Linked DNA regions of Homo sapiens: region 2 is linked to region 1. A link is a contact called in ENCODE Hi-C or POLR2A ChIA-PET data. All regions are on one chromosome and are shown on one strand. The core of a region is the stretch at or near the end of the contact, and the rest is flanking DNA. Distances in the headings are between cores, read along the strand shown. Region 1 holds the start of CPNE2 (copine 2). Region 2 has its middle 20 kb from the start of CCL22.

The links. A loop is a pair of places that touch in the nucleus more often than their neighbours do. ChIA-PET counts read pairs that join two places held with the same protein, here RNA polymerase II (POLR2A). Pooled maps may share reads with other maps.
Region 2: a pooled map shows a loop between it and region 1 (3-fold over the local background). The contact joins the enhancer-like site here to the promoter of CPNE2 in region 1. A Hi-C loop is called at or near these places in 2 of 50 pooled maps. POLR2A ChIA-PET finds 5 or more read pairs at or near these places in 4 of 52 experiments (GM10248, OCI-LY7, T-cell and 1 more).

The regions. Positions count from the first base shown.
Region 1 is chr16:57,090,215-57,095,921 of GRCh38, reverse strand. CPNE2 (copine 2) reads right to left here and starts at 3,339. Exons shown (of 16, transcript NM_152727.6): 1 at 3,132-3,339. RefSeq lists silencers at 2,848-3,257, 3,318-3,367, 3,478-3,727, 3,748-3,817.
Region 2 is chr16:57,336,226-57,341,932 of GRCh38, reverse strand. No RefSeq gene overlaps it. Among named protein-coding and RNA genes, the nearest start is that of CCL22, 20 kb to the left of the region's middle. Within about 2 kb of position 2,217, at least 2 of the 41 ENCODE cell types and tissues checked have a DNase peak (open chromatin) inside an H3K27ac peak, as active enhancers do.

The DNA.
Region 1 (5,707 bases), core at 2,090-4,589:
AATGAGTAAAGAAGATGGTTTTAAAGAGTGGCAAATGCCCCAAGAAAAATACAACCAGGAGATGCAGCAGTGAGGAGGGATGGTGACACAATCTCACTAGTCAGTCTCATTGCAGACCTCAGAGCAAGTGTGGCCAGATAAGTAAGAAATGTTCCATGGTCGGGCACAGTGGCTCATGCCTATAATCCCAGCACTTTGGGAGACCGAGGTGGGTGGATCACCTGAGGCCAGGAGTTCAAGGCCAGCCTAACCAACATAGCAAAACCCCGTCTCTACTAGAAATACAAAAATTAGCTAGGTGTGCACCTGTGATCCCAGTTACTTGGGAGGCTAAGGCACAAGAATCGCCTGAACCTGGGAGGTGGAGGTTGCAGTGAGCTGAGATCACACCAGTGCACTCCGGCCTGTGTGACAGAGCAAGATCCTGTCTCAAAAAATAAATAAATAAAAAATAAAAAAAGGAAGAAAGAAAGAAATATTCCAGGGTATGGAACAGCAGTCTTCTTGACTCTGCCATGGGAGTGACAGCCGAGGTCCAGTGGCCCAATGAGGGCAGAAGACATTGGGATGTGAGCCAGGAGGCGCCTCTAACCTGGGCTCTGTCCTCAGGCACTGTGGGACCCCTATGTCCTCCCTTCTGGACAGGGAGGTGGGGAGATGTGTGATTGTGGACTTTTCTAGATGCTGCCTGCCAAGATCACAGGGTGACCTGGCATCCCAGCTCCCACAGAGCCCACACCACCGTGTCTGGCAGGGTTGGGGGAGATCCCACCTCCACTCCCTGAGGCCATATTCTGCAAGGGGGAAGGAGCTGGGTCCTCAAGGTGTTTTGCTCCTGATTCGGTAGCCCCAGTGCCATCTATGAATAAGGTTCAGGGGAGGGGAGAGGGACAGAGACCTCCATCAGGCTGGGGGCACCCTGACCCTGAGCTGAGGGCTTCTCAGATCGGGACCGTGCCTGGCGATGATGCCTCCTGCTCTGACAGGAGGGAGAAAATTACTAGAGAGTGCTCTTTTGTTTTCTGTTCACTCCTTAGAGCCCTGTGAGGCCAGCCAGATGTGGGGAAATGGGGACACCTGGATGAGACCTACCACTTCTCCTGGTCTTCTTTCACCCCAGGCCCCTGCCCCTAGAACAGCCCAGAAGTCCTGACGGGAGGGGGAGGAGCAAGCTGGCCTGAGACAACCCCACAAAGGATCCTGGATGCAGTCACCCACATCAGGCTTCTTAATATTCCCATGGATAATGACAATGACAGTTAACCAGGCACTCACCACGTACCAATAAGTGCTGGCACCCGAGTCCTTGCAATCTAATTTAATCCTACCTTTGCAGAAATACACAATTACCTGAAAAGAATATGAAGGTGTATAGATATAAAAACTGAGGACTGGGAGGAGGACCAGATGGGGTCCAGTACTTACTGTTTTACAGACATAGAAACCGAGGCTCCATTCTCAGCCATCTTCTTCCCTTATGCCCCAGTTTTTAATTCTCATGACATTCCAGAGGGAGTGTCCGTTGGAACACCACCAGAGACACCACACTTGCCACTCATGAAGTGCTCCCTACTTGCAGAACGTCTGCTCCCTGTTCCCCAGTTCCAGCCTCCCAGCCGCCCTACTGTAAGCTGGATCATGTCACAGTTTGCCTCATTTTACAGACAGAAAACCCCCCAAGTCCAAGGGGTGACAAGGCACGCAGACAGGAAGTGACGGCCGCAAAACGAACCCAAGCGTCCACATCCTTCGTCCCTGGTTCTTTCCATGGAGAAACCTGCCTGGGTGACCCCTTCCAATCCAGCTGGCTGGGGCGGTCCTGGAGCTCACCTGGACCTATGCCAGGCGGAATGCCATAAAACCACGCCTTCATGCTGTGTCCATTCTCCAGGAGGCAGGCCCCGGAACATCAGCCCATTTCACAGATGGTGACCCAGAGGGCCACAGGGGGGGAGGGTCTGGGCCAAGTTCCCTGTTGGTCATAGGTGGGGTTCAGACCCAGGTCTCCCAGGCCTCCCCATCAGGGCAGGCTGCAGCTGCCAGGGATTACAATCTGCGCACACCGCCTGTTTCCTGAAAACCATGGGCTCCCTGCAGTCCGTGAAGCTGTGGATGCCCAAGGGGCAGAAAAAGCCCCCCAACCTTTGATGACAGCACACACCTCTAAGGGAGCAAAAAACTAAGGCAGACAAAAAAAAGGGCGTTTTGTCTGGAAGATCATTCTTCCAGACCCCTTGTCCCTTCCCCCAGTACATATGGGGCAGGGGATTCAGATGCAAGATGAACACCCTATTAGCTACCAGAGCCAGCAGCATCTGTGACCTTGGGCAAATCACAGCCCCCTTTGAAGCAGCCCCTTCCCCATAGGAGAGCTTCTTGAACTCGGGGGGACGTGGAGCGAGGCTGGGGGATGGGGTGGGAAGAGCAGGGAAGAGGGTGTAAGACCCCTCTATTTTCAGAGGAGCATCGCTGTGAGAAACGGGGAATAAGAGAGGGCCTTGTTCGCCCGCTCTCTCCATGCCCACCCCCACACCCCCTTTAAACACACAGGTGCCAGACAGCTTTTTCGCAAAAACTAGTTTGCAAACACACTCCGACTTCTGGGAAGCTGCCCAGCTCCACTCCCCCTCTGCGCTCCCAGTACCGGGGCTGGGAGCCGGCCCTCCGGCAGTTGCCTGGGGCAGGGGGTGGGTGTTGAGGGGTGGGAGGAGGGCAGAGGGGAGCGGAGAGGAGCCAGCGCCCGCCGAGAGCCAGGGCGACCTCACGCCTTCAGCAGCTGCGGCAGCGGCGGGTCTCCACCTCCCGTACGCCCTCCAAGCCCCTCGGGGCGGGTGGAAGGGTCCCCAAAGCAGCTGGGCTCGGACCCCCGAGGGCGCCCCCCTCCCCAGGGACCCCGCCCGCCCTTCCCCGCAGTCCGGGAGCCGGCGGGGCGCCCCCGCGTGGCCGGGTCGGAGCTGAGTCACCGAAGCGCCGGAGTCCGGGTTCGCGCTGGCGGCGGGGGCTAGAGCGCCGCAGCCCCCCGAGGCGGAACCCGGGTTCCTTCGGACCCGCAGCTGGATCAAAGAGCCCAGCCCCAAGGCCGAAGTTGGGCACTCACGCCAAGCTGCCCCGCCTGCCCGGGCCCCACTCACCGCAGGTCCCGCGGGCGCCACCGCCCTCACCGCACGGCTGCCGCTGCCCGCGCTCCGAGCCGCCCGGGCATCCCCGGGAGCTGCTCCTGCTCGGCCGGGCCCGCGGGCGCGGGACAGGCTCAGGGCGCTGCCCGCGCGGCCACGGCCCGCTCGCGTGCGCTCCCAGCCGCTCGGGGTCCGGTCCTCCTCCCGGGCCGGGCGGGCGGGCGGCGGCGGCGGCGGCGGCTCGGGCTCCTCCCTCCGGCCGAGGAGGGGAGTGGGGAGGGAAGTGGGAGGCGAGGCGGGAGCTTCCTGGAGGGGCGCGCGCTCTCCCACGGGAGGAGCGGGGGCGCTGTCCCGCCCGCAGTCCGCCGCTCCCAGCCCGCGCCCGGCGCGCCGCGGCACTCGGGGCGCCTGGCACCGAGGGGGCCCGAACGTTCGGGCCGAACGCGAGGGTCCGAAGGTTCCAGGCTGGGACTCAGGTGGCTGAGGATCGGAACAACGCGGCTTCGCGCCCTCCCCAGGCCTGCTTTGCCCGAGCCTCTGGCACCTCCGAGTTCCGAGCGCCGTGCGCTCAGGGCCACCGACGCGGGAACAGAGGGGTGGCCTCAGCCCGGGCCTGCGGGGCCCCAGGGCCGCTTGGACCCCCAGCGCCGATGGGAGCGGCGCTGCGCCCTCGGGGCAACACCCAAGGCTGGGTTCTGGGTTGTATTGGGCAGGATTAGGGCCGCAGTGTTTTCTTCCCTTTTTTTTTTCAATAGCAAAAGAGCTCGGCATTTTCTTGCCGCCAGAGATTGGAAATATGACATATTTCTCTGACACAGACGATAAGATAAAGACGGATCCGAACTGGGCCTGGGTCTACTCATCCGTGCGGAAAATTAGGCGAGTCTTTAAGGCCTTGGAGCCCAGGCCTCCTTTTCCCTAGAAGAGGCACCAATTCTTAGGACACTTGTCTGTCGCTGGGCGCTCAAGCCTTTGGCCACTCCGCGGTATTTAGGTGCTCTCTGGGCAAGTTCACCACCGGGCATCAGAAGGCTGAGCCTCACGTAACCAGATTCTGGGGGGCGGGGCTTTCCCGGGGATCTCAAGGCCATGTCCACAGCCCTTGGCCCTGGGGCTCAAGGACTGGGCAGCTGAGGGTTAATGCCGAGTGCTTCCATTGTGGCTTTTCGATTCCAGGCAGGTGAGGGTTAATGTGGGAGCCTCGCGCGCTGCAGCCTGTGAGCCTCCCTCCACGTCTGAGTCACTGGCACTTTGCAGCCTTACAGGGGCCGAGACTAAACAGCCCCCGGGGCTCTGAGCTTTGTTCTCTGCCTGCCTGTCACCCATCCATCTTTCCTTTCTCCAAGCTCTCTTCACCTTTCTTCCACCGAAGCCAATCAAAGCCCTCTGCCCCGCTCTGGGGCAAACCAACCTATCAACCCAACTCCAGCCCCGCTTCCTCCAGGAAGACTTTCCTGATTGCTCTGGCCTCAGAATCTGTCTCTTGTCTTTCCAGCAGCAGGAGAGCCAGGCACTGGGATGGACAGTGGTGAACCAAAGCAGATAGTCTCTCTCAAGTTGCTCACCTGTGGGGGCCAAGATCAGGACCCAGGCCATCATATCACCATATGAAATGTGCAAAGATTGGAGGTAGGGTGGCACAGAAGACCCAACTCAGCCATGGGAGTCAGCGAGGCTTCCTTTAAGAAACCTGAAGGATGAGATAGTTGGGCCTGTCAAGGAAGATACTAGATCCCTAGCCAAGGAGGCAGAGTACAAAGGCCAGGGGTCACAGCAATTCCACTCCTAGATATCTACCCGGGAGAAATGAAAACATATGGCCACACAAAACATACACAAATGTACGTAGCAGCATTATTCATAATAGCCAAAAAGTGGAAACCACGCAAATGTTCATCCACTGATGAATGGAAAAACAAAATGTGGTATATCCACACAACATAGAATATTATACAGCCATAGAAAGGTACGAATTACTGGCCAGTTGTGGTGGCTCACACCTGTAATCCCAGCACTTTGGGAGGCCAAGGCGGGCGATTACTTGAGGTCGGGAATTCAAGACCAGCTTGGCCAACATGGCAAAACTCTGTCTCTACTAAAAATATAACAATTAGCCAGGCGTAGTGGCAAGAACCTGTAATCCCAGCAATTCGGAAGGCAGGAAGGAGAATCACTTGAGCCCAAGAGGCGGAAGTTGCAGCCAAGATTGCGCCACTGTACTCCAGCCTGGGTGACAGAGGGAGATTCCATCCCCCCTCCAAAAAAAAAAAGAAAGGAAAAAAAGAAAGGTGGGAAGTACTGATACATGCTACAGTATGGACAAACTTGGAAAATATTATGCCCAGTGAAAGAAGCCAGTCTCAGACAAATATTACATGGCTCCATTTAGATGAAATGTCCAGAATAGACAAATCCACAAACAGACAAAGCAGATTTGTGGTTGCCTCGGCCGGGGAGTGGAGAATGGGGAGTGATTGCTATTGGCAAAGGGTTTCTTTGGGAGATGATAAAAAATGTTCTAAAGTTAGATTCTAGGCAGAGTGCGGTCCTGCCTGTAATCCCAGCACTTTGGGAGGCCGAGGCAGACAGAT
Region 2 (5,707 bases), core at 968-3,467, 250 kb before region 1:
ACCTGTTTGCAAGGAAGGCTGGGAAACAGAAGAGGTGTACTCAAGAAGAGGAAATAGGTTTGGCAAAGAGCCAGCCAGGCTCTGCAAATAATGGACATCCTCCAAGGAACAATGATTGGGCAAAGAGAAGATGACTTACCCTCCAGGACTTTGTTCTGAATAAGCAGCTTGTCCTGGCCTGGATTTCCGAGCAAGTCCCATTGTAAAACCACAATTGCTCTTTCTTCAAGAAGAAAACCCTTAGAAAAGCAAACAATTCTACACATTCCATCTACCTCTTCTGCCATTTGATATGTTTTGTGGGTTTCCAATTGGCTTTTTGGTATTCTATAAAAATGAGAGTCATCTTATAGCCTGTAGGGTGAGGGTGTGAGTAGCATGGCTATATCCTAAGTCTCAGAGATACGGGCTCTGCTACCAACTGGCAGTGAAGCTTGACTACCAGGCCCTGTGCCCTTGGGACTCAGGCCCTGACTCTGTGAAATGGGACTGGTCATGCCTGCCACTGCCAGGCTATTTGAGGATCAACAACTTGCACATTCGCAGCTCCAAATGATCTTTACAACAGCCTTTGGTGATTGAAAGGGTATAAATGCCCCTTGCACATTTCACAGATGGAACACCCGAGCTGGACGGTGACATGCTTGACCCAGGGAAACTCCAACTCCCAGTCCCCAGACAAGAGGTAGTGGCTGAAACTGAGAGGAGGTGACATCTTATAGGGAAGGAAGCAGAAAGGGGAAGCAGAAAAGCATGAGGAATGGTGTGAGGGGAAGAAAGAAGAAGAAAATGTATGGACGTTTATCCCAGAGCCCAGGGTTCTTTCCGTAGTGCCTCCCAACCCTCGGTTCCCTGTTATTTACTCACCCTGAAGCCTGGTAATCTGGACACAGATGGAGAATTATAGAGAAGACCAGGGGGGAACCAAGAGCGTTTGGAATCTCAGGAGCCTTCAAACTGGACAATGAACAGTGTCATCTCTTTCTGTGGTCAGTGGCCACCTACCTAAGGAATGGGTCCCCCAGGACCAACCATGTGTCAGAAGGCTCCTCCTCTTGCCCTTCTTTTAGTGTGGGATCCTGGAAGTCACTGTCACAGGGATGCTGTATCTACATGGGCTTGGACTCCTCGTACGGAAAGAATTATTATTTTCTCAAGTGGTAAAATGTTAACAGTTGGTGGATCAGGATGATGGAAATACAGGAAATACAGGATTTCTTTACTCTATTTTTGCAAATTTGCTGTAAGTTTGAAATTACTAGAAGATAAAAAGTTAAAAAATAAAAAAAGAAGAAGAAGAACAAGAGCTGGGCATGGTGGCTCACACCTGTAATCCCAGCACTTTGGGAGGCCGAGGCAGGCGGATCACAAAGTCAGGAGTTTGAGACCAGCCTGGCCAATATGGTGAAACCCCATCTCTACTAAAGATACAAAAATTAGCCAGGCGTGTTGGTGGGTGCTTGCAGTCCCAGCTACTCGGGAGGCTGAGGCAGGAGAATTGCTTGAATCCGGGAGGCAGAGGTTGCAGTGAGCAGAGATTACGCCACTGCACTCCAGCCTGGGTGACAGAGCAAGACTCTGTCTCAAAAAAAAAAAAAAAAAAAAAAAAAAAAGAAGAAGAAGAAGAAGAAGAAGAACCCAGAAACCCCCTCATGACCTCTTCCATCACAACCCCTCTGCTGCCACCACCAAGGAAAGCCCATTCTGGCTCCTAATACCTAAACTAGTTATTTCTATTTGAATCATAGAAAAAGTGACTGGGTGCACTGGGTGCTCATGCCTCTAATCCCAGCACTTTGGGAAGCTGAGGTAGGAGGATTACCTGAGCCCAAGTTCGAGACCAGCCTAGGCAATGTAGTGAGGCCCCATCTCTCCAAAAAAAAAAAAAAAAATACAAAAATTAGCCAGGCATGGTGATGCAAGCCTGTGGCCCCTAGCTACTAGAGAGACTGAGGTGGGAGGATCACTTGAGCCTGGGAGGCCAAGGCTGCAATGAGCCGGGGGGGGTGACAGAGAGAAACACTGTCTCAAAAAAACAAACAAACAAAGAACAGAAAGAAACACTGAATCATACAGAAAGCATTCCTTTATGCCTGACTTCTTCTCTTTTTTTGAGACAGCGTCTCGCTCTGTCACCCAGACTGGAGTCCGGTGGCACGATCACGGTTCGCTTCAGCCTCAACCTCAGCTATCCTCCCACCTCAGCTCCCCTAGCAGCTAGGACTACAGGCATGAGCCACTGCACCTGGCCTGTGCCTGACTCCTTTCATTCAACATTATGTTTAGGAGATTCAGCCATGTCTTTGCTTGCCCTTTTACTTCATTCTCATTCCTCCACAGTATTCCATTGTAAGAATGTATCACATATAGATGGGACTTCCAGAATGACTGAGTGAGGAAGCTCTGAAACACCCACCCACCCACACAAAGCCCTCATTCTTTTCTCATTAAAGTTCAAGACTTTTCAAAGTAAACACTTCTCAATTTGTTACATACTGTGTTAGTTTTTTCTTTTTTCTTTTTTTGAGACAGAATCTCACTCTGTCACCCATTATTCTACCTACTACTTATAATTTTGATCAATCTCCAGTTTTCAAATGATTATTTTTTCTCACAGTTTTGCAGTTTTGTTATAAGTTTTTGTAGTTTGTTATAAGTTCTGCTAAGTTTTGTATTTTTAGTAGAAATGGGGTTTTTCCATGTTGGCCAGGCTAGTCTCAAACACCTGACCTCAGGTGATCCACCCGCCTCAGCCTCCTACAGTGCTGGAATTAGAGGCATGAGCCACCGTGCCCTGCCAAGAAAAATTATTTTTAAGAGAACCAATAGAAATTCTGGATTTGAAAAGTATAGTGTCTAAAATGAAAATTTCCCTGGAGGGGCTTAAAAGCAAATTTGAGCTGACAAAATAAAGAATTGGCAATCTTGAGGATAGATCAGCAGAGATTATACAAGCTGAATAATGGAGAGAAAAAAGACTGAAGAAAATGAACAGAGACTAAGAAGCCTTGGCCCATCATCAAATGCACCAACATCCAGGTAACAGGACTCTGAGAAAGAGGGAAAAAATAGAGAAATGGGCAGAAAAAATATTCAAAGAAAAAAATGGCTGAAAAATTCCAAAATTTGATGATAACATTAATCTACACATCCTAGAATCTGAATGAGCCAGAAGTAGGATAGACTCAAAGAGATCCACACATGAGCACGTTATAATTAAACTGTTGAAAAGAAGAAAATAAAAACTTGAAAGCAGAAAAGAAAATCCATCATATACACAGAAATGACAGTAAGATTAACACATGACTTTTGTCCAAAACAATGGAGAAATACACAACAAACTAGGAATAGAAGGAAACTACCTAAGCATAGTTATGTGCAGATTAAAACAAACCTGATAGTGAAAGACTGAAAGCTTGTTCTCTAAGACCAGGAATAAGTAAGGATGCCTGCTTTCACCACTTCTAATAACATAGTACTGGAATCCTAGCCAGAGCAATTAGGCAAGAAAGAGAAATAAAAGGCATCCATATTGACAATGAAGAAGTAAAATTATCTCTGTTTGAAGATGACATGATCCTATATGCAGCAAACCCTAAAAATTGCATCCATTAAAAAGCTATTAAAACTAACAAACAATTCAGTAAAGTTGCAGGACACAAAATGGTCACATAAAAGTCAATTGCAGCTGGGTGTGGTGGCTTATGCCTGTAATCCCAGCACTTTGGGATGCCAAGGCAGATGGATCACTTGAGCTCACAAGTTCAAGAACAGCCTGGGCAATATGGCGAAACCCTGTCCCTACAAAAAGTACCAGAATTCACTGAGTGTGGTGGTGCACGCTTGTGGTCCAAGCTACTTGGGAGGCTGAGGCAGGAGGATGGTTTGAGCCTGGAAGGCAGAGGTTGCAGTGAGTCGAGATCGCACCACTGCTCTCCAGCCTGGGTGACAGAGCCAGATCTTGTCAAAAAAAAAAAAAAGCAAACAACAATTGCATCTCTACACACTAACAATTAACAATCTGAAAATAAAATTAAGAAAATAATTCCATTTACAATAGCATCAAAAAGAATAAAATATGTAGGAATAAACCTAACCTAACCAACAAGATAAAAGGCTTATATGTTGAAAACTACAAATGTTTCTGAAAGAAACAAAGACACAAATAAATGGAAAGACATCCTATGTTCATGGATCAAAAGACTTAATATTGTTAAGATGTCAATAGTAACCAAAGCAATCTACAAATTTAATCCAATCCCTATCAAAATCCCAACATCATTTTTAAAAAAAATTCTAAAATTTATATGGAAACTCAAGAGAACCCAAATTGCCAAAATAATATTGAAAGAGAAAAACAAAGTTGGAAACATCACACTTTCTGACTTAAAAACATACTACAGGCTAGGCAGGGTGGCTCATGTTTATAACCCCAGCACTTTGAGAGGTCAAAGCAGGAGAAATGCTTGAGGCCAGGAGTTTGAGGCCAGCCTGGGCAACAAAGTGAGATCCCATCTCTACAAAAAATAATAATAATAAATAAAAATAAATAATAAAACATACTGCAAAGCAACAGTAATCAAAGCAGTGTGGTACCAGTATAAAGACAGACATATAAATGGATGGAACAAAATACAGAGCCCAGAAATAAACTCTTGTTCATATGGTCAAATGAGCTTTGACAGGAGTGAAAAGACTATACAATGGAGAAAGGACAGTTTCTTCAACAAATGATATGGGAGAACTGAATATCCACATACAAAAGAATAAAGTAAGATCCTTACTTTATACACCATATACAAAAATTAAATCAAAATGGATCAAAAACCTAAATGTAAAAAATAAACTATAAAACTTTTAGAAGAAAACATACAAGAAAGCTTCATGACATCAGACTTGGCAAGGATTTTCTGGATAATCATACCAAAAGCACAGATAACAAAAGTAAAAATAGATACATTAAACTACATCAAAATCTAAAACTTCTGTGCATCAAATGACACAATCAACAGAGTGAAAAGACAACCTATAGAATGAGAGACTATATTTGCAATTACATATCCAGGGTTAATATGCAAAATATATGAGGAACTCGGCCAGGTGCAGTGGCTCACGCCTGTAATCCCAGCACTTTGGGAAGCCAAGGCAGGTGGTTCACCTGAAGTCAGGAGTTAGAGACCAGCCTAGCCAACATGGTGAAACCCCATCTCTACTAAAAAATACAAAAAATTAGCCAGGTGCGGTGGTGTTCACCTGTAATACCAGCTACTTGGGAGGTTGAGGCAGGAGAATCGCTTAAATCTAGGAGGCAGAGGCAGCAGTGAGCTGAGATCGCACCACTGCACTCCAGCCTGGGTGACAGAGTGAGACTCCGTCTCAAAAAAAAAAAAAAACATATATATATACACATATATATATATATATGTATATATATATATATGTATATATGAGGAACTCCTGCAACACAATAAGAAAAAGACAAATAACCCAATTTTAAAATGAACAAAGGACTTGAATAGGTATTTCTCCTAAAAAGATATACAAATGGCCGGCCAGGCATGGTGGCTTACACCTGTAATCCAAGCACTTTGGGAGGCTGAGGCAGGCAGATCACAAGGTCAGGAGATCGAGACCATCCCATGAATGGTGAAACCCCATCTCTACTAAAAATACAAAAAATTAGCTGGGCATGGTGGCGGGCGCCTGT